5 separate regions of the Homo sapiens genome follow, and regions 2, 3, 4 and 5 are each linked to region 1. Evidence: chromatin loops called from intact Hi-C (ENCODE). Cell type or tissue: heart left ventricle. All regions are shown on one strand. Region 1 overlaps LOC105378009 (a long non-coding RNA gene). Region 2 has its middle 26 kb from the start of LINC03002. Region 3 overlaps LINC01010 (long intergenic non-protein coding RNA 1010). Region 4 overlaps SGK1 (serum/glucocorticoid regulated kinase 1). Region 5 overlaps SGK1 (serum/glucocorticoid regulated kinase 1).

What was found. A loop is a pair of places that touch in the nucleus more often than their neighbours do. Peaks named below come from ENCODE experiments on the same cell type or tissue, not always from the same donor. Only the 100,000 strongest peaks of a DNase experiment are listed, where the experiment ranks them.
Region 2: a loop joins it to region 1, with 3 times the contacts of the local background. A loop is called at or near these places in 7 of 110 quality-filtered maps.
Region 3: a loop joins it to region 1, with 1.9 times the contacts of the local background. A loop is called at or near these places in 3 of 110 quality-filtered maps.
Region 4: it touches region 1 in a loop (1.9-fold over the local background); 7 of 110 quality-filtered maps call a loop at or near these places.
Region 5: it touches region 1 in a loop (15-fold over the local background); 21 of 110 quality-filtered maps call a loop at or near these places.

Annotation. Positions count from the first base shown.
Region 1 is chr6:134,339,772-134,344,771 of GRCh38, reverse strand. All of the region lies in intron 1 of LOC105378009 (a long non-coding RNA gene), which reads left to right. Among named protein-coding and RNA genes, the nearest start is that of SGK1, 24 kb to the right of the region's middle. In heart left ventricle, no CTCF peak of the experiment used is centred here; DNase peaks (open chromatin) are centred at 1,581 and 2,361; H3K4me3 peaks cover 381 bases; H3K27ac peaks cover 2,896 bases.
Region 2 is chr6:134,511,043-134,516,042 of GRCh38, reverse strand. No RefSeq gene overlaps it. Among named protein-coding and RNA genes, the nearest start is that of LINC03002, 26 kb to the left of the region's middle. In heart left ventricle, no CTCF peak of the experiment used is centred here; a DNase peak (open chromatin) is centred at 2,922; H3K27ac peaks cover 734 bases.
Region 3 is chr6:134,480,839-134,485,838 of GRCh38, reverse strand. All of the region lies in intron 2 of LINC01010 (long intergenic non-protein coding RNA 1010), which reads right to left. Among named protein-coding and RNA genes, the nearest start is that of CT69, 4.4 kb to the right of the region's middle. In heart left ventricle, no CTCF peak of the experiment used is centred here; a DNase peak (open chromatin) is centred at 2,688; H3K27ac peaks cover 1,138 bases.
Region 4 is chr6:134,238,442-134,243,441 of GRCh38, reverse strand. All of the region lies in intron 2 of SGK1 (serum/glucocorticoid regulated kinase 1), which reads left to right. Among named protein-coding and RNA genes, the nearest start is that of SGK1, 77 kb to the left of the region's middle. RefSeq lists enhancers at 2,441-2,490, 2,531-2,590. In heart left ventricle, no CTCF peak of the experiment used is centred here; a DNase peak (open chromatin) is centred at 2,541; H3K27ac peaks cover 991 bases.
Region 5 is chr6:134,176,680-134,181,679 of GRCh38, reverse strand. The region is part of intron 3 of SGK1 (serum/glucocorticoid regulated kinase 1); the gene reads left to right. Among named protein-coding and RNA genes, the nearest start is that of SLC2A12, 130 kb to the right of the region's middle. In heart left ventricle, CTCF peaks have their summits at 2,835 and 3,035; a DNase peak (open chromatin) is centred at 3,269; H3K4me3 peaks cover 1,858 bases; H3K27ac peaks cover 2,685 bases.

The DNA of each region.
Region 1 (5,000 bases):
TGAGGCGAGCAGATAGCTTGAGCCTGGCAGTTCAAGACCAGCCTGAGCAACATGGCAAAACCCTGTCTCTACCAAAAAAAAAAAAAAAAAAAATACAAAAATTAGCCTGGTGTGGTGATGCACACCTGTGGTCCTAACTACTCCGGAGGCCAAAGTGGGAGTATCACTTGAGCACTGGAGACAGAGGTTGTAGTGAGCCAGATTGCACCACTGCACTCCAGCCTGGGTGACAGAATGAGACCTTGTCTCAAAAATTGAAAAAAGAAATGTGGAGCTGGAATTTGGAGAAGAAAGGTTAGTAGTTGGCCAAGCACAGTGGCTAATGCCTGTAATCCCAGCACTTTAGGAAGCTGAGGCAGGAGGATCACCTGAGGCCAAGAGTTTGAGACAAGCCTGGGCAACACAGCGAGACCCTACAAAAAATTTGAAAAATTAGCCAGGTGTGTTGGTGTGCACCTGTAGTCCTAGTTGCTCAGGAGCCCAGCAGGTCAAGACTGCAGTGGGCCATAATTTCACCACTACACTCCAGCCTGAGTGACAGTGCCCAAGACCCCATCCCTCATAAAAGAAATAAAAATTAAAAATTAAAATTAAATTTAAAGGCTGGGTGCTGTGGCTCACGTCTATAATCCCAGCCCTTTGGGAGGCCGAGGTGGGCGGATCATTTAAGGTCAGGAGTTCAAGACCAGCCTGGCCAACATGGTGAAACCCTGTCTCTACTAAAAATACAAAAAAATGAGCCAGACACGGTGGCACGTGCCTGTAATCCCAGCTACTTGGGAGGCTGAGGCAGGAGAATCGTTTGAACCCAGAAGGTGGAGGTTGCAGTGAGCAGAGATCGCACCGCTGCACTCCAGCCTGGGTAACAGAGTGAGACCCTGTCTCTAAATAAATAAATAAATAAATACATTTTCTTAAAAGGGAAAAAAAATATTTTTAAACTCTTTAATGAACAGTTACTAGCAAACATTGTATGTAAGCAATGTTTGCAAGCAGAAGCTACCATTTGTCAGCTATTAAGGTCAATGCAACCTTCCTAGGTGTTGGCCTTTCTGACATTCACTCCTTTACACTTAAGGGTGTAATGGGCTTTATCTCAATAATCCCTAGATCCTCTGAGGACAGGGCTATGTTCATTTTTAAATTTTTTTATGTTTATTTTTATAATTTTTTAAATTTTGAGATGGGAGTCTTGCTACGTTGCCCAGGCTGGTCTCGAACTCCTGGCCTGAAGTGATCTGTCCTCTTTGGCCTCCCAAAGTGCTGGGATTACAGGCATGAGCCACCATGCCCAGCCAACGGATGAGGCTATGTTCAAAGTCACTCTCTCAGCCTTTTCTGACCACCAATAGACCCAAAGTCCACATTTCTTAGCACGGCATAGATGCCTTCTGGGGCCTAATTTTGCCTACCTTTCTCTCCCAGCTCGTCTTCCTCCATAGTCTGCCTCAGACTTTCCTTGTGTATTTATTTGCAGGCATAATGTCATTTCACGTCTCTGTGACGTTGCCCTTCCTATTCACCCAACCACAGAACTCTTCCCCACCCTTCCGTCAATTTTGCTTGCCAACTCCCATTCATCCTCTGAGACTCAACCCAAGCCCCAGGGCAGGCTTCTCTGAACGTCCAGATTTGGAAGCTCCTCTCTGGTTCCCACTGCCTCTGCTTTCTCATCAGCACAACATTCATGTGTTGAAAACATTTATTTGCTACGCCCCACCTACTCCATCCTGAACCACTCTCTAAGCTTTTAGAGGACAGGATCCATGTCTTCATCTCATTAATGCCAAGCACAGTGCCTGTTACTATTCAATAAATGCTTGCTCAAATATATTATTTTGGTATTATCTAGCCCTGCTTGACTACCAGCAGACACACTTTCAATAAGTAACTGATGATTAATTTACTAAGAGATCATAATAAAAAAGTTTTTGCCAAATGCTCTTTATTTTAAGTGCGTTCAATAAATTTGCACAGATTGGAAAAAGGAAATGTCTTGGCTTAAAAAATTTTCTCTATGATGTGCACTGGTCTTTCATTTTGAATGCCGTTTTCGCAGACAGCAGGCCTGATATGGAATACCTGGGCGAAGGGCACGCTTTCCAGGCATTGCACTACAAATCCTAACTTCTTTCTCACGTATGCGAATGTGTGGCAAGTATGTATGTTGATAATTCCTAAGAAGTCTGTATTCTATTTTAATCAAACTGAATAGGAGTAGTCCTTTGTTAAAATGAATGAAATCTGCAGTTAGGCACTGGAATTCATTTCCAAGGGAGGGGTTCTCCAAGAAGCCTTGCTCCAACTCCACCCTGGCGCCTGCCCTAAGAGCGCCTGCCCAAGGCCAATGTGTCCACACCCCGGCCAGGAAAGGGTTGGGTCCCCTTCAAGGTTCAGCTGCAGCCCCTGGGGACAGGAGGCTACGACACCATTGGGCTAGTCCCAGGCTCTCTGCACAGCTTGAGGTTGGGTTTCTGGATCTCTGACGTTTTCAAACCTGGCACACTCTCCACATCCCCTGTAAACCGTAATACTACTATTTAGTGAGCTGTGATCAGACAGTTGCTGCACATTTGCATAATACCTACCCTCCTTGCACAGGTGGAGTAACTGAAACAATTTTTGAAATGATTTTCCCAAAGATGGTGCGTAGCCATCCTGGGGTAACACCCGGAGGAGCTGATTCCAGACCTGCACAGGTGATGAGCGATGTATTAAAGCTGTGCTAATCATTATAGATTTTAAGTTTTTCACATATATCACCTCGTTTTATACCCACCAAACCCCTATTAAGAAAAAGGTGTCCTCCTCTTACTGATGAGCAAATTGAGACAGAGAGACAAAGTGAAGGCTGGAGAGGGGCATGGCCAGTAACCATGTAGTGGGGTGGGGACAGAAACCCATGTCTTGTCTTGATTCAGAACTCTGTCTACCCCTTCTCTCTCTCTCTGTCTCTCTCACTCTCTCTCTCTCTCTCGCTCTCTCTCACGCACACGTGCAGACACACACATAGAAATGCTTCGCTCCTGGGGAAAAAGGGAAGGGACAGGTAGGAAGAGAATCTGTGAAGAACCAGAAGTGTGATTTACATAAGACAAGTTTTTCATAAATATGCCAGGCACCATAAGAAATAAATTATAAAATCAGGCCGGATGCAGCAGCTCATGCCTGTAATCCCAGCACTTTGAGAGGTCAAGGTGCGCAGATCAATTGAGGCCAGGAGTTTGAGACCAGCCTGGCCAACATGGTGAAACCCTGTCTCTGCTAAAAATACAAAAATCAGGCCGGGCTTGGTGGCTCATGCCTGTAATCCCAGCTACTCAGCAGGCTGAGGCAGGAGAATTACTTGAACCTGGGTGGCAGAGGTTGCAGTGAGCTGAAATGGTGCCACTGCACTCCAGCCTGTGGGACAGAGTGCGACTCTGTCTCAAAAAAGAAAAGAAAATAAAGAAATTATAAAATCACTCACTGATATTTGCATTACCAACTGAAGAGTCTGATAGGCCCCTAAGTTGGCTCACCGTAAAGATGGCTGAGTTTTCCCTTCGTTTCTATCCTAGTTTGCTCTGAAGTACAGACTACAAATATGATAAGACAAATGTGTTTGCAATTTTAAGCCATGCACAATGGTTTGCACCCGTAATCCCAGCTACGTGGGGGTCCAGGAGTTCCAGGCTATGTGAGCTATGATCCTGCCACTGCACTCCAGCCTGGGTGACAGAGCAAGACCCTGTCTCTTAATAAATAAAATAAAATATGTTTGCAATTTTAGCTCCATGAATAAAAGCATTCAAACTGAATTCTCCACTAACACCAGAAATTTGGCCTTAAATGAAGACTTACTGTCTCTTGCTGTGAAGTATGATATAATGTCTTAGATATATGAAGATCTCAAATGTCCACTTAGTTGAAGGCCCAACCGTTATTGTACTGTAGTAATAAGAGTGAGGCTGAGGAAAGAGTTTGAAGATAGCTCTTGTGAAATGAGCTACTGGTCTCATGAGACCTTTGCAGGAAGTGAAGTTCATAAGGAATGACTAAACCCTGCATAGAAAATGTTACCTTCATCCATGAAACAACATGGTTGGTTCTTATCACTCGCCCTAATGTGATAGCTGTTCATCCTGGATTAACATCACGTTGATTAATGGTGCCAGTTAAAAGTCAAGGCATGCTGAGTGTTGACCCCATGGAAGAATGCAAAGCTATGTATATTTAATAAGGGGCATTAGAAAGGGCGCAGGACACTGAAAAGAGTTTTCTTGACACTCTTGGTAATTAAGGATTTACATCAGCAGGAGGTCAAGTCATGACAATTTCAGTCTTAATTTGTCAATAGGCAATCACAAATTGTAGTCACTGACTGCTTCACCACCAACTTCCTAGGTGGCAGTTGGCACATCCCTTTTCAGTATTAGAGAAACTGCCAATCAGGCTGGAATGACGTAGTACTCTATTTTCAAAGAAGAACATAATACATAGAAAAAAATTAGGTCAATATTTAGCTTCAGCATCTTCTGGCAGAAAATAATCTTAAACATAGAGGGGATGTATATTTACCTTAACCAAAGGCTCGTCATGTGTCATTTGCTGTTACAAATCGATCAGCCTTTATGTGCCATAAAGTAGCTCAGGGTCTTTGTCCCTGCCATCACCCTGTGGGAGCTTTTCCCCAGTTATCCACATGGCTCATGCCATGGTCCTTCAGGCCTTCACTCAAAGTCATCTTTCCAGAGGAGCCTTCTCTCCACCAACTGTAGCACTACCCATGCTGCTTTCTCATTTTCTTTTCTCCATAACCTACTCTGCTTATTTTGTTTCTTATCTTGCTCTCCTCACTAAACCATAAGCACCACGAGAGCAGGGATTTTTATCTTTGTTCCCCACTACTAAATTTCTGCTCATAGATGAATTCCTAATACATAGTTAGTCATTCAGTAAATATGTGTTGGACAGATGGATGGATGGATGGATGGATGGATGGATGGATGGATGGATGG
Region 2 (5,000 bases), 170 kb before region 1:
CCCAGTCTTCTCACATTATAAATTAGTAAATTGATGTTTGGAGATACTAATAATTCACTCAAAATAGGCATTTTGAGCCTTGACTTTTATCCTGTACTACAAAATGATTTTGAACCTGCATTTTTTGTCTTTGCAATTTGTACTACTTCAGTCAATTAACTTAATTAACTAGTATCTATTTAACTATTTAAACATTATGAAAGTGCCTGAAGTAAAACCAATAGTCTCTCTTTCACCTTCCAACTGTATAGCCTCTTTCTCCTAGGCGACTACTGTTAACAATGTTTTTCAATCATCCATATATAAACATATGAAAATGCATTTAACTGCTATGAGTCCAAACTTTGATAAGGAAAAAATAAAATTTAATTCTTCTTTAACTCAAATTAATATCTAGTTGGAGGCTCCATGTCATTAGTTAAGTGAAGACTCAATCTTAGTTAATTTGGAATACCCTCCCTTTCCCTGTAGCTGTACCTCATTTCAGAGGGGTTAACGTAATGCCAAGAATTTGGTGTGTGTTGGGGGCTGGGGGTTCAGCATGGGAAGCATGTAGACCTTGGTAGCCATAGTGATATTGAGACATGTTCCCTCCTATCTGGGCCTTGGCCACTGGTCCCCACAAATGTCATGGCCCATGCTGCCAGATGCTGTGAGGTCTGGTGGTTTATGTGCCATGCTTGGGCCATGGCAATCTCTGCCAGGCTCACCATATGGCCTGGCTCACCACAGCCATTCCTCTGTGGCAGCTTCCCTGGCCTCCACCTGGAAATGGAGGTCCAGCTCTCTGGTTTTATTTATTTTTATTTTTATTTTTTTGAGACAGTCTCTTTCTGTCACCTAGATTGTTTGTCATCCTCTATTCTTGATATTACAACACAAATGCAGTGGCACAATCTCAGCTCACTGAAAGTTCTGCCTCCAAGGTTCAAGTGATTTTCATGCCTCAGCCTCCCAGGTAGCTGGGACCACAGGCGTGCACCACCATGCCTGGCTAGTCTGTGCATTTTTAGTAGAGAAGGGGCTTCATCATGTTGGCAGGCTGGTCTCAAACTTCTGACTTCAGGTGATCCGCCTGCCTCAGCCTCCCAAAGTGCTGGGATTGCAGGCATGATCCACCGCATCCAGCGAACATATTTTTTCTTAACACCCCCTCACTCCTACTCACACACACAGGTTTTGGGTTACTATAAATAACACCATAAATGTCTTCTCAAACATCTTTTCTTATGTTTATTGCACCTTTACATTTCCTCTGCTGCGAATTGCCTCTTCCCGTTTGTCGTTTTCTAATTAATGTGTAAGAGCTCTTTGTGTATTAGAAATATTAAGCCATTGTCCTATATGTGTTGTAAATATTTTCTCTTAGAAGCTCATTTGTTCTCTGCTTTATACTACACAGAAATTATACATTTTTATTGAACTGACTCTGCCTTTATTTCCTTTATAAGCTACACAGTACTCTATACTATGAATAGTTTCTTTAAAATGTATTCAGTTATTTACCTAACTAAGCTCCCTATCTTGCTATAGAAAGCTTTTCTCATTCCACAGCTATAAAATGTTTTCTAAATTTTTTAAAAATATATTCTATAGTTTTCCTTATTTCATATTTGGCTCCTTAATATTCAGGAATTTATTTTGGGCTATGTTACAAGATGGGAGTTGAAGGCTATTTTCTTGCATATACATAGTCAATTATCCAACCCCATTATTATATGTATTTTGTATTATATGCAAAATGAATATTATACACCTTTTCCCAAATGATTTCTGCTCTCAGATATAGTCAGACCTACTTCTGGATTCTATTGTTTTCCATTGATCTATCTGTTTTTCTATCAGTACCATTCTGCTTTGATTGCAGTAGCTTTATAGTAAGTTTTGATATCTGTTAAGGGAATTACACCTCCTTTTCCATTTCTGAAACAGGACTATAAAGCTCACGAGACACCTTTCTTCTCTAGATATTTCTAATTTTCCACTAGGCCAGGGTGCTGCCTTCTTATAAGCTGATTTTCTTATGAATTAAGAAGCATTACAATTTTTTAAGTAAATGAAGCTTTTCATGTCTGAGAAGTTATACAAGCTGACATCCTTCAAATTTTGTCAAATAATATTATTAATGAGTTGGCCATAATTTTGGATTCGAATTAGCATTTTCTTCAACTTTAGTCATTGTCTGAACAATAGGAAAATCAGAAAATTAAGGGAGAAAGCACAGTAAATTTTATGATTAATGAAGATCACTATTTTGCTTGAATAGAAATAATTTGGTTTAACAATAATTTAATGCAATTTTGTAATCTTAATGCTCAAGTAGCTGGTCTTCTAGTGCTGTGTTTTTCTTTGGTGGGGGTCCCCTGTCCCCCATCTTTATTTCTAATTTGCATCTAGCTTTAATTTTTAAGGGTTATAAAGGTTTAGACAGCATCGTATTTTTTTATTCCAAGCTTCATTATGGATGTGAAAAGAGCTGAAGTTTATTATTTGTTTAATGCCAAGATACTAACTAATTTTCCACTAAACTCCATGGACAATTTGGTTCTTATGCTTTTTGACTAATTTATCTTTGTTTGTAAATGCAGCTATGTAGAAAGACTTCTCTGGATAAAATATTAATCAATCTAAATAGAACCATTCGGCATATAGTATATTACTCAATTTATAATCTGGAATTAGCACCACAATGATTCATGCACTGTAATATCCACTACTGTACTCCCTCCTACACACTGAAAAGCTTTATATTTTGGGAAGAATTTGCCTTAATAACCACCACAGTGGGATTTTGCCCTCATTTCCTGTGTATTTATTCTGGGTGGTGTTTGCAAGATGATGAGGATCTATTTTGGTGGGGTTCTTTTCCTCGAGGAGGAAGTAAGAGCACTGCGCCTGTCTCCAGCTCCATGACTGCTAGACAGATCAGACTGGGGCTCTGCCAGCCAGGCTCCAGGAAGGCTTCTCCCTTCTGATGGAACAACCAAACAATTGTTACTATTTACATGGCCCAAATGGAGAAGTATTCTTAGAACAATAAGAAAAGGGAAAGTCAGCCACCAGCAGGAAAGAAGGCCTTTAAGCAACATCAAACTCAGAATGTGACTGTCCTTTCAATGTAAACAGTTTGCACAGCACTTCTCTAAATAACAATACAAGGAGTGCTGGCCATGTGCAGGGCCCCTACATACACTATTATTTCTAATTCCATAACAGCCGGAGCAGATGTGTATTAACCCAATTGGACATCCGTGAAGACACCAAGGCCCAGAGAGATCATAAGAACCTATAGAAGTTTCCATGACTGGTGGATGTGACAGTCAAGCCGCAGTTTGTATAATACACAGCCATAATCTTATCTACCACTTTTAAAAATTAAACATAGATGAAATGTTTACAGTTCTTTGTGAGTGAATCTATAATTTTGCTTAAAAAAAGCACAAGGCAGTGCTGAGGGCTCCATTAACAGTTTGAAATATATTCTTTGTCTTCTGAGTTTCTCTGAATATTACAGAGGCAATGGGAACTTGAGGGAAATTTGCTCACTGCTGTGTGTGACAGCATACCAGCTTCCTTTATCACATAAAAAAGGATTCCCCTGGATCTCGCTCATTCTGCAAACAATGCACAGGGCGAACTCTTATTCTGCTTACAGTAACTTTAAATTTTGAAGGCAAGTGTGTAAATTAAGGATCTAAGCCAGGTGTGATGGAGCGCACCTGTGGTCCCCACTACTCAGAAAGCTGAGGTGGGAGGATCATCTGAGCCGGGGAGGTCTAGGCTGCAGTGAGCTGTGATTGCACCACTGCACTCCAGCCTGGGTGACAGAGCAAGACCCTGTTTAAACAAAAAAAAAAAAGAAAAAGAGGAAGAAGAAGAAGAAGGCGATTAAACATCTACATTAACATGATCATCATACTAAGTTTCAGTAGAGCTTGGGTTATCCACTGCATGAGCATGAGTGTGACGTGCGATGTATGCATCTGAAAAATCATTCTCTATCACTAAATATTTGGTCTCTTTTCCATTAGCATTTAACTTTTCATTGATTGGTTCTATTAAATGCTAGATCAATGAAGCAATTCTTTACCTTAATTGCATGTCATTTAAAATAGGTGAGAGAAGAAAATAATGACTCTACAAGTGAGATGTCCATTGGATTGGTTTTGAATATGTAATCATGTATGAGAACAAGTCAATAATTATTGACTTAAGGACTATAATGGACCATGAAAAGTTACTAGTTTTCTAGTTGTTTCTAGGTGTGATGATGCAAATAATTTTTTAGTTTTCTATTAACTTTTTCTTAGGTTTTCCAGGGCCCAGCCTGGGCCTACTCTATGCTTAGGTAGAGTATAGAGTACTATACTAAGGTACACTAAGATGTTTATTATTTGAAGCTCTCCTTCTCACTGCCCAGCATGCCAATCTCATTTCAAGGTTTCCTGTTGTCAGGTTCTCCTGTATTGGCCTGCCACCAGCCACAGGAATATCCAGCATGCACACAAGAGAGGACCTCATGCTCCCACGAGCTTCTGTTGATAACACTTTCATAGATAGGGTCACAATTCATTAGTTTCCATCACAGAAAGCAGGATTCTGGGCAAATCAGTCAGAAGACAAGTATGCTGTAAAGTTAGGATGACAAGAGTGGGGGTCTGGCATCTGGAACTCTGTTCAGGGCACCCAACATGAGGAAGATGAATTAGAATGGAAGAAGAATGCTATGAACTACATTGTGTTATCCCCTCCCCCAAAAATTAATATGCTGAATCTCTTCCACTCAATGTGATTGTGTCTGGAGATGGAGTCTCTGGGGAGGTTAGGTTTAGATGAGATCTTGAGGGCCCTCGTGATGGATTAGTGGTTATAGGAAGAGACACCAGAGAGCCTGCTTCCTCTCTCTTGCGGTCATGTGAGGACACAGCAAGAAATTGGCTGTCTGAAAGCCAGGAAGAGAGCCCTCACTGGGGAACTGAATCAGATGGCACCTTGACCTT
Region 3 (5,000 bases), 140 kb before region 1:
TGTACCTAAGAAAAACTTTAAAATACTGTTGAAGGAGAAGAAAAGTATACTTAGACAAATGAAACAATGTATCTCATGTTTCTTAATGCAAAGACTCAACATCATTACAATGTTCATTCTACTTAATGAAGCTAACAAAATCCAAGCAAGAATAGCCAACAAACCTTGAAAATCTCCAGATATTGCATATAAGACTTCATTGATTAAAACACTTTAATATTGACCTATGAATGGAGACACCAGTGGACAGAGTAGAAATTCCAAAAACAGGGACAAACACATGTAGGAAATTGAACTGGAAAAGATGGCATCTCAAATCATCTTTAATAAATTGCATGAAGACAATTGAGTAAAAGGCAATGCTGGATCCATAGTTCATAACATACATCACGATAAATACCAAATGGATAAAAAATTTAAATGGAAAAAATAAAATCAAATAAATATTTAAGAAAATATAGATACATTTTATTATAGAACTACAGTTGGGAAGATCTATCTACCTATCATTCCACTTTCAAAACCTAAAGAGAAAATAATGATTAAATCAAATGCATAAAAAGAAAAACCTTAAACATGGCAAACAACAACAACAAAAACACAAACACAGACAAAATCCAAAGACAAAAGAAAAACTAGTCAAAACATTGCAATTTGTAAACAAACGCTGATCTCCTAAGTACCTAATAGCTCCCAGAAATCAAGATTTTTAAAACCTACAGTAATAGGAATGGGGAAAGGACATGACACAAAAGTTCACAAATGGCCCTTAAAGGTATGACAATATTCTGTTTTACTCATGATAAGAAATCAGGCTGGCATGGTGGCTCACCCCTATAATCCCAGCACTTTGGGAGGCTGAGGTGGGCGGATCATTTGAGGCCGGGAGTTCGAGACCAGACAGGCCAGCATGGTGAAACCCCATCTCTACTAAAAATACAAAAATTAGCTGGCCATGGTGGCACACATACAAGGCCTGTAATCTCAGCTACTGGGGAGGCTGAGGCATGAGAATCATTTGAACCTGGGAGGTTGAGTTTGCAGTGAGCCAAGACAGTGCCACTGCACTCCAGCCTGGGCAACAGAGAGAGACCCTGTCTCAAAAAAAAAAAAAAGAAAAAAAGAAAAAAGAAAAAAGAAAAAAAAAGAAATCAAATATTAAAACCACACTAAGAAAACACTTGTCATCTGCTGGATTGGCAAAATCCAGAAGTGTGATACACTTCCTTGGGCAAGGCTGTGTAGGAACAGGTACCCTCAAACATTTATTGGTGGGGGAATAAAATGCTACAACGTTCCAGGAAGAGAGACTGGCAATAGCTATCAACATTACAGATGCATTTACCCTTTAATCCCCCAACATCATGTCTCAGTATCTAGCCATTAGTTACACCTGTACACATAAAAAATAGCACATGAAAAAGGATGCTTCTGGCAGCATTGTTTGCAATAAAAGAGACTGAAAACTACTCAAGAGTCCAACAACTAGGAGACTGGTTGCATAAAATCTAATACATTCAGGTATTAGAATAATCTGCAGCTGTCAAAAAGAGTGAGAAGGATGTCACATATGGACATGGAGAAAGCTCTATGATATATTAAGTGAAAAGAAAGGCAAGGTGTGGAACAGAAAAACCATATCTTTTGTATAAGAGAGAAATAGAAGAATATTCATATGTGTATAACAAAATAGTGTAAAGATAAACAGAAACTCAAATAATAATGTAGAGTGGGCAAAGGAGGAATTTGGTGGATAGAACAGAGAAGGGCAAAATGTCCCAGTGTACCTTCTTAGACAGATTTTTATTTTTATTATTTTTTTTTAGAGTCTTGCTCTGTTGCCCAGACTAGAGTGCAGTGGCATGATTTCAGCTCACTGCAACCTCCACCTCCAGGGTTCAAACGACTCTCCTGTCTCAGCCTCCCGAGTAGCTTAGACTATAGGTGCATGCCACCACAGCCAGCTAATTTTTGTATTTTTAGTAGAGATGGGGTTTCATTATGTTGGCCAGGCTGGTCTTGAACTCATGACCTTAAGTGATCCTCCTGCCTCGGCCTCCCAAAGTGCTGAGATTACAGGCGTGAGCCACCACGCCCGGCCTTAGAGAGTTTTGATTTTTCTTTTTTTCTTTTTTTTTTTAAGACAGAGTCTTACTCTGTTACCCAGGTTGGAGTACAGTGGTGCAATCTCAGCCCACTGCAACCTCCACTTCCTGGGTTCAAGTGATTCTCTTGCCTCAGCCTACTGTGTAGCTGGGATTACAGGTGTGCACCACCATGCCACCATGCCACCATGCCCAGCTAATTTTTGTATTTTTAGTAGCAGAGACAGGGTTTTCCCATGTTAATCAGGCTGGTCTCCAACTCCTGACCTCAGGTGATCTGTCCACCTTGGCCTCCCAAAGTGTTGGGATTACAGGCGTGAGCCACTGCACCTGGCCAGTTTTGAGTTTTGAGCCATGTTCAAAAAATTTTTTTGAAGGGAAAATAAGATATGGGAAATTTTCCAAGAATGTTGTTATTTAGTAAAATAACGCATGGCTTCTGTCTTGCTAGTTGTGGTCTTGGGGGTGGTCACATGTGGGAGAGACTTATCTGGCCAGGAAGACGGGGCAGAGTATAGGGCGTCAGTGCTCACAGAGGCGGCAGCCAGGCCTTAAGCCATCCAGAACGGTCAGGACATTAGCACAGTTTATCTTGGCCCCACGCACGGCCTGATTCCACTCATTGTCTTGGCTCCCTGTGGTAGCTAGCAGGTCATGGGGCTGCCTTGGGAAAAAAAAGTAATGGGCTATCCAGGCAGGTTCCACTCCCCGTAATCTGTCCCTGAGGAAGGTCCCGAGAAACATTAGCAAGACTTTTCTTTGAAATGCCTTTCTATAATTACTTTTTCTGTCTCAGGAAGACAGTTTCATTGCACCTAATCTAAATTTAGGTTTCCTGATTCCATTCCATTCCTCATGGAAACAGTTTGGACGATCCAAATAACGACCGCCTTCACTGATGTTTTAAGGAGGTGAAATTCATACATGATTCCCCTCACCAGAGCTTAAGCTAGCTAAGGGTGAACAGCCTCGAGTGTTTCCCCTGGTAGCCCTGGGGAAACTGGAGCTGTGGACTTGTTCACACTGTTGCTCAAGTTTCCTGACCTTCTGGGGCAATGAGACAAAAAAAAAAAAAAATGACTAGTTCTAGCATTGTCCTTTTAGCTTTGCCTCTAGCATCCTTTAAAAGACCATATTCTCCACAATTCACAGAAATGGAGGACAGCATTAATGTTGACAAAAAGTACAGGTAACTGTCCCAGGGCCCCGACAGATGCCCCTAGGGCCAGATGAAAGTGCTATCTGCCTTAATTCAAACTGTGCAGCGGGGAGATCAAAGACTGAAGGACAGTCACCCCACATTCTGTCCTCTCAGGAATATGCAGCAAACAGTAATGAAAATATATGCCTAACCCAGGTGTATAAGATCCCTCTGCCTTCCAGCTGGCGTGTCCTCTAACTCCTTGCTACTGAAAGCATGGTCTATACATAGACCCTAGGATCAGCCGCACCAGGGAGCTTGTTAAAAATGCAGAGTGTCAGGCCCTACCCCAGATATGCTGAACCAGAATCTGCATTTTAACAAGATCCCCAGGTGACTCACAATCACATTCAAGTTCACAGAAAGCTGCTCTGACCTGTGGGTGCAGGCAGAATGTTACGTCATTCTGGTCTGTGCTCTTCCTTTTACCTGCCCTTCTCTCACGATTGAAACATCTTCCAGGTACGGAGTCTTAGTCCACCCTATAGGTGCATGGGAACCACGGAAGCAAAGGGGTGGGAAGAATCTCCCTTTCCTGGCCATCCTCTCCTCTCCATGTCCACAAAGCAAAACCACCAGTCAGCAGCTCAAAGCAACTATCCCTATTTTGGAAACTGGGGACACGTTTAGGAGCACTTCCTAAACTAGGAGAGGGTAAGTTAAAGCTCTCACCCATTTGAACTCTACCCATCTCAAGATTCCTCTTCTACAGTTCCATCCACCTCCCAGGCATGGGGGCGGCCTTCCTCCCCCCACTCAAAAAGAGCTCTGACGTCTCACTCTTCCTACCATCCTCCCTTCACCCTTGCAATGAGCCATATCTGTGAATTTCTTTCTCAAGTTCTAGGTTTCAGTTAGGCAGGGACTGGTGCTGGTGACTCTAGGGCCCCTTGTTGGTGGTGGAGATGGCACTTCCTGATCTGATTTGCTGCTCAACTTTCGCACCAGTGTGAGTTGCAGATGGATGAGTTCTTCTAACTGGGGGACTTATTAAAATAGTTTCTCATGGAGAGGCAGTTCAGTGTAGTGGATAGAGCAGAGTATGGAGCCAGAATCCTTGAATCAAATCCCAAATCGACCTACAATAGCACCAGGTAGGCACTGGATAAGTATCTGCTATCCTTATATAGGTGCAAATAATGTCTGGAAATATTTCAGAATGCTGCAGGCTTGTGAATTGAAAGAGCAATTTGAAGTGATTATCTGAGAGCTTCATACAGGCTCACTGCAGGGAAAAGTAACATTTATGCTTAGGAGCCCCAAGACCATTTGCAATAGGTAGAGAGGAATCAATGTTTCTTGTTGCTTCTTCCTCAAACTTCATCTCCTGACTTCACAGGTAGGCTTATCACTCCCAGCTTGAATTGCTTATGGACATTGTTTCCCGTTGCTTCTATTCTGTTGTTTTACTTGTCTATCCCAGTGCTCTTTTCCTATTGCAGAAGTTTGTCTAGTGGGCACCTTTACTAACCTCCTTCTTAAAAATGATGTTGGAATACAGAAGTTAACATGAAATAATTTCCACATAATTGTATAACTATAAGGAGTAGAACTCAGGAATCAGAGGAGCTATATACAGATAGACAGGGAATTTCTTTTTTTAAAGGTACACTAATTGTAATACGATCTTTTTTTAATTCAGGAGTACTTAGAATAGATTTCAGCAAATTTGGATCTTTGAGAACAATACTCCT
Region 4 (5,000 bases), 100 kb after region 1:
ACCGAGATCGTGCCATTGCACTCCAGCCTGGGCAACAAGAGGGAAACTCCATCTAAAACAAATAATAATAAATAAATAGATAAATAAATAAAAAATAAATACAACTGGAATTTACAATGAAAATGTTTCCAAAGGACATAATGAATTGTCCCCATTATACTTTCACCATTTATGTTTAATATACTTCCATCTCAGACAATTTAGAAATAAAACTGAACCATCAGTATATTAAAGATGGAATATATTTTTTATTTTCTTATTAATTCATTATCATTGATTCTATATTTTCTATAACCAAAGGCATAAGCTAAATAGGTAAAAGTATTGACAAAATTTTAAAGTATTTTTATTTGGAAGACATGAGAATCATTCTAAGATGTGTTTTGGGTGTTTTGTTTGTTTTTTAACCATTAGTTGAAATATCTATTTTTATTTTCTTATTAATTCATTATCATTGATTCTATATTTTCTATAACCAAAGGCATAAGCTAAATAGGTAAAAGTATTGACAACATTTTAAAGTATTTTTATTTGGAAGACATGAGAATCATTCTAAGATGTGTTTTGGGTGTTTTGTTTGTTTTTTAACCATTAGTTGAAATATCTATTCAGATTGTCAGTACAATCTAGTTCACACTCAAGGACAGATTACTGTTTTGAAAATTTAAAAAATTCTAGGATGGGCACAGTGGCTCACGCCTGTAATCCCAACACTTGGGGAAGCCAAGGAGGGAGGATTGTTTGAGGCCAGGAGTTCGAGACCAGCCTGGGCAACATAGCAAGACCCCATTTCTAAAAAAAAAAAAAATTAAATTTAAATTAAAAAAATTTAAAATTCTAAATGTCTGAAGGACTATAAAGCAACTGTGGGTAAATTTCCCATGTTCAAAACAGCTCTGCTACTGGCCCAAGTTGCCCATTTCCCTCACTCTTATTCCTAATTCTTTTTTTTTTTTGAGACGGAGTCTCACTCTGTTGCCCAAGCTGGAGTGCAATGGCGCGATCTCAGCTCGCTGCAACCTCCGCCTCCCAGGTTCAAGCGATTCTCCTTCCTGAACCTCCCGAGTAGCTGGGATTACAGGCACGTGCCACCACACTTGGCTAATTTTTTGTTTTTTAGTAGAGACAGGGTTTTGCCACGTTGGCCAGGCTGGTCTCGAACTCCTGACCTCAGGTGATCTGCCCACCTTGGCCTCCCAAAGTGCTGGGATTACAGGCGTGAGCCACCGCGCCCAGCCTTATTCCTAATTTCAAAATTCCTAGTTGCTCCCTTTCTTCCCTCTGCGGTTCATGAGCACCAGCACGTTGGTCATTGCTTCCACTTGCTCAATCCCTTCATGCAGTTTTAACCTCACTTGTCTCTGGCCTATCTTGTTTCTCACTTAGCCACATTAATCCCTTCTCTCCCTTTCCTCTGGGACTCCTGACAGTAAACACCATTCGGTCATTAAGCTTTCCTCAAAATCCTCCCTCTGCCCTCCCATCTTGTGACACAGGATTGTAACTTCATATAATAAAACAAGGCTGGGCACGGTGGCTCATGCCTGTAATCCCAGCACTTTGGGAGGCCGAGGTGGGCGGATCACGAGGTCAGGAGATCGAGACCATCCTGGCTAACGCGGTGAAACGCCGTCTCTACTAAAAATACAAAAAATTAGCCGGGTGTGGTGGCGGGCGCCTGTAGTCCCAGCTACTCGGGAGGCTGAGGCAGGAGAATGGCCTGAACCCGGGAGGCGGAGCTTGCAGCGAGCCGAGATTGTCCCACTGCACTCCAGCCTGGGTGACAGAGCGAGACTCCATCTCAAAAAATAAATAAATAAATAAACAAGTTTGTTGGCTACATGTGATTTCAATCTAGGAAGACAGACTTCGTAGAGCCTGCATTTGGGTGTGCACTCTTACAAATTCCGAGGAGGGAGAGGCTCAGCATTCCCCAGATAGATCAGACCAAAAGCATCTTTGGGCTGGGCAGGGTGGTTCACACCAGCATTTTGGGAGGCCGAGGTGGCAGGATCACCTGAGGCCTAGAGTTTGAGACCAGCCTGGAAAACAAAGCGAGACTCCATCTCTAAAAAGAAAAAAACATCTTCAGAGCCTGGGTCCATTGACCCACACCTGCAATCCCAGCACTTTGGGAGGCCAAGGCAGCAGATCACTTGAGCTCAGGAGTTCAAGAGAAGCCTGGGCAACATGGTGAAACCCTATCTCTACAGAAAATATAAAAAATAGCCGGATGTGGTAGTGGATGCCTGTAGTCCCAGCTACTCAGGAGGCTTAGGTGGTCGAATTGCTTGAGCCAGGGAGTCTGAGACTGCAGTGAGCCGAGATCATGCCACTGCACTCCAGTCTGAGTGACAGAACTGGACCCTGTCTCAAAAAAAAAAAAAAAAAAAGAAAAAAAGAAAAGAAACATCTTCAGGAAAGTGCTGCCTTAATTGAGATTTGATTTTCTACTAAAGATGAAACATTTTCTCTGATGCCCTCAAGCAGAAAGGGCTTCTTCTCCAGTCTTGTCTGGCTCAGAGCCAAGAGTTCGGCGGGCACTAACTTGACTTTCAAGAACTTCGCCAACTTTGCTCAACCACACCCACCCTTCCTCTGCCCTCACTGTCATCATCTACTAACCTCGAAGACACTTCCTTTAATCTTGGTGCCTGATGTAATCGTTTTTCTCTCTACTTGTTCACAAACAACCATTCTGGGGAATTTCAATATTTGTTCTCATTATTCAGCTAACAAGAATAACAGTACTAGGAATAATGACAACTAATATATCATTTTTGAATGTCTACTGTGCACCAATAAGTATCTTCAGCACTTGACATGCATTATCTCATTTAATTTCCACAACTACTGTATGTAAGAGATAGCATTATTTCCAATTTGCTGATGAGGAAAATACATTATTTAACAAGTCCAGGAATATACAGGATATTCAGCGGCAGAGCCAGGATTCCGAACAATATTTAACTGGCCAAAATGCCTTTCCCTACATTATATTTTTAGACTCTTTCACTATACATCTCTAGCTCCATTCCTCCATAAATCTACTGACATGGTTATTTATTGGATCTTACAATTATCCTAAATTCCTCCTCCTGTAGGTGTTTAAACTCTCCAGTTCCCTCTTTTTTTTTTTTTTTTTTTTTTGAGATGGAGTCTCACTCTGTCGCCCAGGCTGGAGTGCAGTGGCGTGATCTCAGCTCACTGCAATCTCTGCCTCCCAGGTTCAAGCGATTCTCCTGCCTCAGCCTCCCCAGTAGCTGGGACTATAGGCGTCGGTCACCATCCCTGTCTAATTTTGGTATTTTTGGTAAAGACAGGGTTTCACCATGTTGGCCAGGCTGGTCTTGAACTCCTGGCCTCAAGTGATCCGCACATCATGGCCCCCCAACGTGCTGGGATTACAGGCGTGAGCCACTGCGCCTGGCCTGCAGTTCCCTCCTGACTAGGGCTTTCTGTGCCCTGATGTCCTCGCTTCCCATCCCTGTCATGCTCTCCTCCCTCTCATGACCTTCAATCATTTCTCTTATCCACTGCCTCACCATCATGGTCTGCTGAAGCTGCATGTCTGCCTTCATCTACTTGAGAGTCCTGCAGTGTGTTTAATGTGGGGCAGACCCAACATGCTGTGCATAATTTGCAGATAGGTTAGAGCAAAGATAACACTGGCTTAATTTGCTTGCAAGATGATAAGACACATTTACAAATGAGAGGTCATCTTTGAGTGCAACCTTGTCCCCTCAATGATCCAATGCCATCAAGCAACATGCAGGGGCCACCTTCAAATGTCTGCTGTCATCCCTTGTTCTTTGGTCATCCATTCTTTTGGCGCTACAGTATTTTCTGTAAAATCACAAGCTGATGGGATGTTAGAACTAAAAAGGGCCGTAAAATGTGCGTAGCCCAATCTCTTAATTTTACAGATAAAGAATTGAGACCTAGAAGAGCCCATAGGCTGATACTATCTACATCAGTTGCTGAAAGGTTAGACAGAGGTAGCAGAATTTGCTGACGCCCTTTCAAAAAGGGATTTATTTCACAAATATATCTCTGACTGCGTCTTATCTGCCAGGTTGTCATGGTTTTAGATCCAGGTCAGCTAGTGAGCACTTTGTGCACATAATGGATTTCTCTTGATCACTCACCAGTTGAGAAGGTGGTGTATTATCAGAGGGAAGTGGGGCCAGCTGCTTTTCATAGCAGCACAATGAGGTTCTTTCTGTTGGGTGGGACACTTTGTCCAGACTTCCTTTGCACCAGATGGCTGTCCTTCAAATGCCCAAAAGCTCCTGGGATCATTAGGATTCCAGATGTGCTTGCTACTGTTGGTCTGAGGTAATGTGACAGCAGCTCTCTTCTTGCCAAGTATGCGTTCAGCTGTTAGACTGTTCTGAAATGCTGTTTAGCATGCTTCTAATATATTTGACCATTTTCATCTTCAATTCTGATTCACAAAATAGGCATTATGAAGTATTTTAGAATATTTACAGTTTAATAGTTAAACCCTACGATATGGATAGTGTGTTCTGAAAAATAGATTGGTGGCCGTCTGAGACGATCTAATTCTCAAGTCCCACAGTTCATGGCATCTCCTTTCTTAATACTTTGAACTTGTTCTGAATCCGATTATACTCTCCATTTTGCAGAGTAACTCATTTTCTGTTAGTCGGTAGAATGCACTTTGATATTAGGAAAAAATTGTTTTTACTTTAATGTGTTCCACATTGGAGACCCTTATTAAGGCTGGTATGCCTTATTTCCCAGTTGTACTAATTAAAAGCACTAATTATTTCCATGCTTGTATGTTGGAACCATCTTTTGATGCATGAAAGTTTCGAGAGAATTAAAAAAAAAAACACTGACTTTGGGAATCATGTGAGAGAATTAATATTCTTTAGTTCCAATTAAAAAAAGTTTTATGTCAGTTCATTAGACTTTAGCCCCTACTTCTTTGATTTCAAGTCTGTCCTGAATTTCTGCCATGTGGAGAGCAGTTG
Region 5 (5,000 bases), 160 kb after region 1:
AGATTGATTATAGGCTCAGAAATGGGAGAGACTTGGGCCGGGCATGGTGGCTTATGCCTGTAATCCCAGCACTTTGGGAGGCTGAGGCAGGTGGATCACTTGAGGTCAGGAATCCGAGACCAGTCTGATCAACATGGTGAATCCCCATCTCTACTAAAAGTACTCAAATTAACTGGGAGTAGTGGCACGTGCCTGTAATCCCAGCTACTCAGGAGGCTGAGGCGGGAGAATTGCTTGAACCAGGGAAGCAGAGGGTGCAGTGAGCTGAGATCACGCCACTGCACTCCAGTCTGGGCGACAGAGTAAGACTCCTCCGTCTCAAAAAAAGAAAAAGAAAGAAAGAAAACAAACGGGAGAGACTTGGAGAGAGATTTATACTGAGCAAATCAAAGCTTTCAGGTTTCACTTTAGTTTGACAAAAGATGTCCACCAGAAATCCAGACTCCTTATTTACTATTGGCCCTTTGTAAATAAAGTGGGGGTGAAAGAGAGCCCTTTATATTGCCTTCGTGTCAGTTACACCTTTAATATGTGTGTCTTAGGAAGGATTCTGGCTGCTGGACTTGTGGGGGAAGTAGATGCCCACGTAGTTTTACCTTGGAGAGAATGGAGAGGAGGCCGACCAGGCCAGATATTGCGGGAGGCCTCTCACCCCAAAGCTCTCAGACCTGTTTCTTGTTTGAATGCTTGACATTTTATCATTGCAAATTAAATTTTTTGAGTTGACAAGTGGCCTTTTAAAATGCAAATGCCTAACAGTAAAGGCATGCCAAAAATATAAGGCCAGAGTCCTTTTTTTTTTTTTTTTGAGATAGGATCTCACTTTGTTGCCCCGGCGAGAGTGCAGTGGCAAGATCTTGGCTCACTGAAACCTCCAACACCCTGGGCTCAAGCGATTCTCCCACCTTAGCCTCCCATGTAGCTGGGACTACAGGCGTGCCACCATGTATGGATAATTTTTGTATTTTTTGTAGAGACAGGGTCTCACTATGTTGCCCAGGCTGGTCTCAAACTCCTGAGCTCAAGTGATCCTCCTGCTTCAACCTCCCAAAGTGCTGGGATTAGAGGTGTGAGCCCCTGCACCTGGCCACCACAGTCCTCTTGAGTTTACCAATAGTATTAAATATTGACTTACAAATTTTTCCAATTTACTCTTCTGTCCAGACCAATGTATCATTTTTCATAATCTTATGTAAAGTTCTGTGGACACCATTTTCCAGGTCAATCCTGAGAACCAAAAATAAAGTTGTCACATACATACAATTCCTTACCTATCATATTGCATTCTAGCTGATGTTTTGTTTTTTTAATCATTGATTGGATTATACTAAATCAGACATTGACAACATTGCCAAGATGGAGATGGGTAAGTTTTCAGCCTGAGAAAGATCTGTTTGTTTCTTGCTATGTAGATTCTCATTCCTCAGGTGAGGCGCAGTGGCTTATACTTATAATCCCAGCACTTTGGGAAGCTGAGGCAGGAGGATCATTTGAGCCCAGGAGTTTGAGACCAGCCTGGGCAACACAGTGAGACCATGTGTCTACAAAAGATAAAAACATTAACCAGGCATGGTGGCATGTGCCTGTGGTCCCAGCTACTCAGGAGTCCGAGGTGGGAGGATTACTTGAACCCAGGAGGTTGAGGCTGCAGTGAGCTGTGACTGTACCACTGTACTCTAGCCTGGACAACAGAGTGAAACTCTATGTCAAAAACAAAAACAAACAAACAAAAAAAGCTTCTCATTCCTCCCATGTCAAGTATTCCCACTGGCTTCTCTTTAATTTATCCCCTGAATGACATAAAAAATTTACTACCAAATCTTGTTCCTACCCTCCCGTCAATTTTCCTATGGGCTCACTTTTTAGAAGGAATGGGTGTAGAATATTATCACCTCTGTCTTGGAAAAAATATAAACCCTGCGATAAATGAAATAATTAGTTTTGTGGGTTTTAATAACTTTTAACACTATGATTAGAGATAGTGTTCTCTTAGTTATCTACTGTATCACATCTTTTTGCATGTCAAATTTGACAATTATGAATATGGAAGGTAATAATTACTATACAACCTGTGTCTATAAATAGACATTTAAATAACCACCATTGCCAGTGACTTGTCTATAATAGCTATAATGAATAAACTCATTTGTCATCATCATTTTCTGTAAAAAAAAAAAAAAAAAAAGACATGCCTTTGCTGACAACCTTCAACAAAAACTGATCCATTCAGTTTCTCTCTAGAGTAATAATTATGTTTTCTATAATTATAATAATTATGTTTTCTGGTATTTCTATGAGCTTTTTTGAGGGTGTTCCAGGGAAAGGTTTCTGTGAGCATCAAACAATGAATCAAAAAGTATGGGAACTTAAACTCTTCATAGGATTGTTCTAAAATTGATGGTACTTTGAACAATATGAAACAATTATATTGCCTTGTTATCAATGGAAGATAACATACCCGGGGAATCATGACAATTACAGCTGATACATTTAAGAAGTGTCTTAAGAGTGAATATGGTTAAGTCCTTATAAAAAATATTTTTCAAAATATTTTCTCTAATATGTTGAGAAATATCAATAATTTATAAGCCTTTTAAAATTAAATGGAAAAAGTCATATCTTTGTGAAGCTCTCAGGTTTTAGCATTTATAGTCCATCAGACTATAGAGTGACAAATAAAGAAATAAAAAAATAAAATAGAAGAGTGAAAAAATTTTTTCTGAAGCATTAAAATGCACATGCACTGGGAAACGTTTAGTTTCAGTGCAAACTTTTCATCCTGGTCAGTCATTCCTACTTGAGGGTTTTGACTGCAGTTTTCCCAGCACCGAGACATAAATGTGAGACAATTCGCTTGGAGGAGTGGGGAGGTAATTAGCCTATCTCCTATCAAGCCGTCTATATTTTCTATGACTGCACAAGGTGTTGTAGAGAAATTCCCTGGACCAATAGAACCTCAGGAGACAAGTGGGGGAAGCCGCGTATACGCGTATATGGAGCAAGTTCTCCCAGAGAACTCGATCGCCCTCTAGGTTGCATTTACAAACAGTTCGGGAGGCTACTCGGACCACTTCGCCACCAGGGAGTATGAGGAAAGGGGCCGGATTCCTCCCAGTAGGAGGACTATCTGGACCAAAGAAAGAGGCTGGCGACAGGAAGGAAGAACAGATCAAGAGTTTGAATAGCAGCTACAGGGCAACCTAATGCCTGTGCAGTGTTAACAGGCGCGCGTCACACACAGCTCCCCCGTCTCCCCCTCCCCTCAAGCACCCCTCCGCCGTGTGTCACCTTCCTGTTCGGAAGTCTTAGTAGGTTGCTGGGACAGAACAGGGGGCGCCTGCTCCACCCATCACGTATCCGGTTGGAAGAAAAGCCAGTCTCAACAACTTGATTCTCTCGGTTAAATGATAAGTTTAGCCGACCATCCGTCTCCAAGTGCTGAACATTAGGGTAGGGGAGGAAGGAGCACATCAGACGTTCCCTTTCTTTTCCAACCACAAATCATACGGTTGCATCTATTCTCTATTCCGCGTAGAACCCTCCGACCTGAATGCCACGTTCCTCCCGGAATGCATGCCACAGAGCCTCTGAGAAAATAAATCCTGTGCATGTGTTTTGAATTTTTTCCGGACTGATTTGTGAGGATAATCAGTTAAGTTACATTTCTTGTGTGCGTGCTGGGGGTGTAATAAAGCTAGGACACTGATGACTGTAATTTTCTGAGTGATGTCGCAATGGGGAGAATAAATGGCCCAGTGTTGAACTTTGCAGCTTGCTCCCTTCCTGTACTTAAATTGCCTTGATATAAAGTGGGGTTCATAACAGAACAGGGATAGCCGTCTCTGGCTCGTGCTCTCATGTCATCTCAGAGTTCCAGCTTATCAGAGGCATGTAGCAGGGAGGCTTATTCCAGCCATAACTGGGCTCTACCTCCAGCCTCCAGAAGTAATCCCCAACCTGCATATCCTTGGGCAACCCGAAGAATGAAAGAAGAAGCTATAAAACCCCCTTTGAAAGGTTCGTACTTACCGTACTATATTTTGCAGATGCCTCAAAGGATTTGGGGTTACTTGGCATGGGGAAGGCACATAAGGTGGGGTGTAGGAGAGGGTCTCTGGTTGTAGGTTTCTTAATTTAATGTTTGAAAACAAACATGCAAAAGTCTGTGTGCAGGTTGATGTTTCTGGGCAGCCTGAGCAAAATTTGCTCTCTCAAGAGGGAAAGGAACCAGGTGGGAGCAGAGCTAGGCTGGGCTAGGCTAGTTGAATGGTGGGACATGACATACGGGTGGCACTGGCAATAACAAAGTCACATTCTATGAAGATTCCCTGCAAGAGGAAGCAGACATGGGCCAGTTACTGTGATTTGAAATTGCCTAAACATTGCTTTAGGTTGGCATGTCAATTTCAGGTACTAGTGTTTTTTTTGTTTTTGTTTTTGTTTTGTTTTTGTTTGTTTGTTTGTTTTGAGACGGAGTCTCGCTCTGTTGCCAGGCTGGAGTGCAGTGGCGTGATCTCGGCTCACTGCAACCTCCGCCTCCCGGGTTCAAGCGATTCTCCTGCCTCAGCCTCCCGAGTAACTGGGACTACAGGCGCACGCCACCACGCCTGGCTAATTTTTCTATTTTCAGTAGAGACGGGGTTTCACCATGTTAGCCAGGATGGTCTCGATCTCTTGACCTCGTGATCCGCCCGCCTTGGCCTCCCAAAGTGCTGGGATTACAGGCGTGAGCCACTGCGCCCGGCCCCAGTAAATGCTTTTTATAAGTGTGGGCACTGAGCAAACTTTCCCAGCCAGACTCCAGGAGAGAGAATGTGTTTCCCTTCTCTCGGTTTGGGGCTGTTGCAACAAAGCAAACCAAGGAGTTGAGACTAGAGCTCACTTTAGGGCAAGTGGGGGTGGTTTTGCCTGCAAAACAAACCCCTGCCCAAGACCAAGGAAAAGGCGTTTCACATGCTATTCCTGGTTTGACAGCTGGTATTTCGGGACTGTGCCAGATC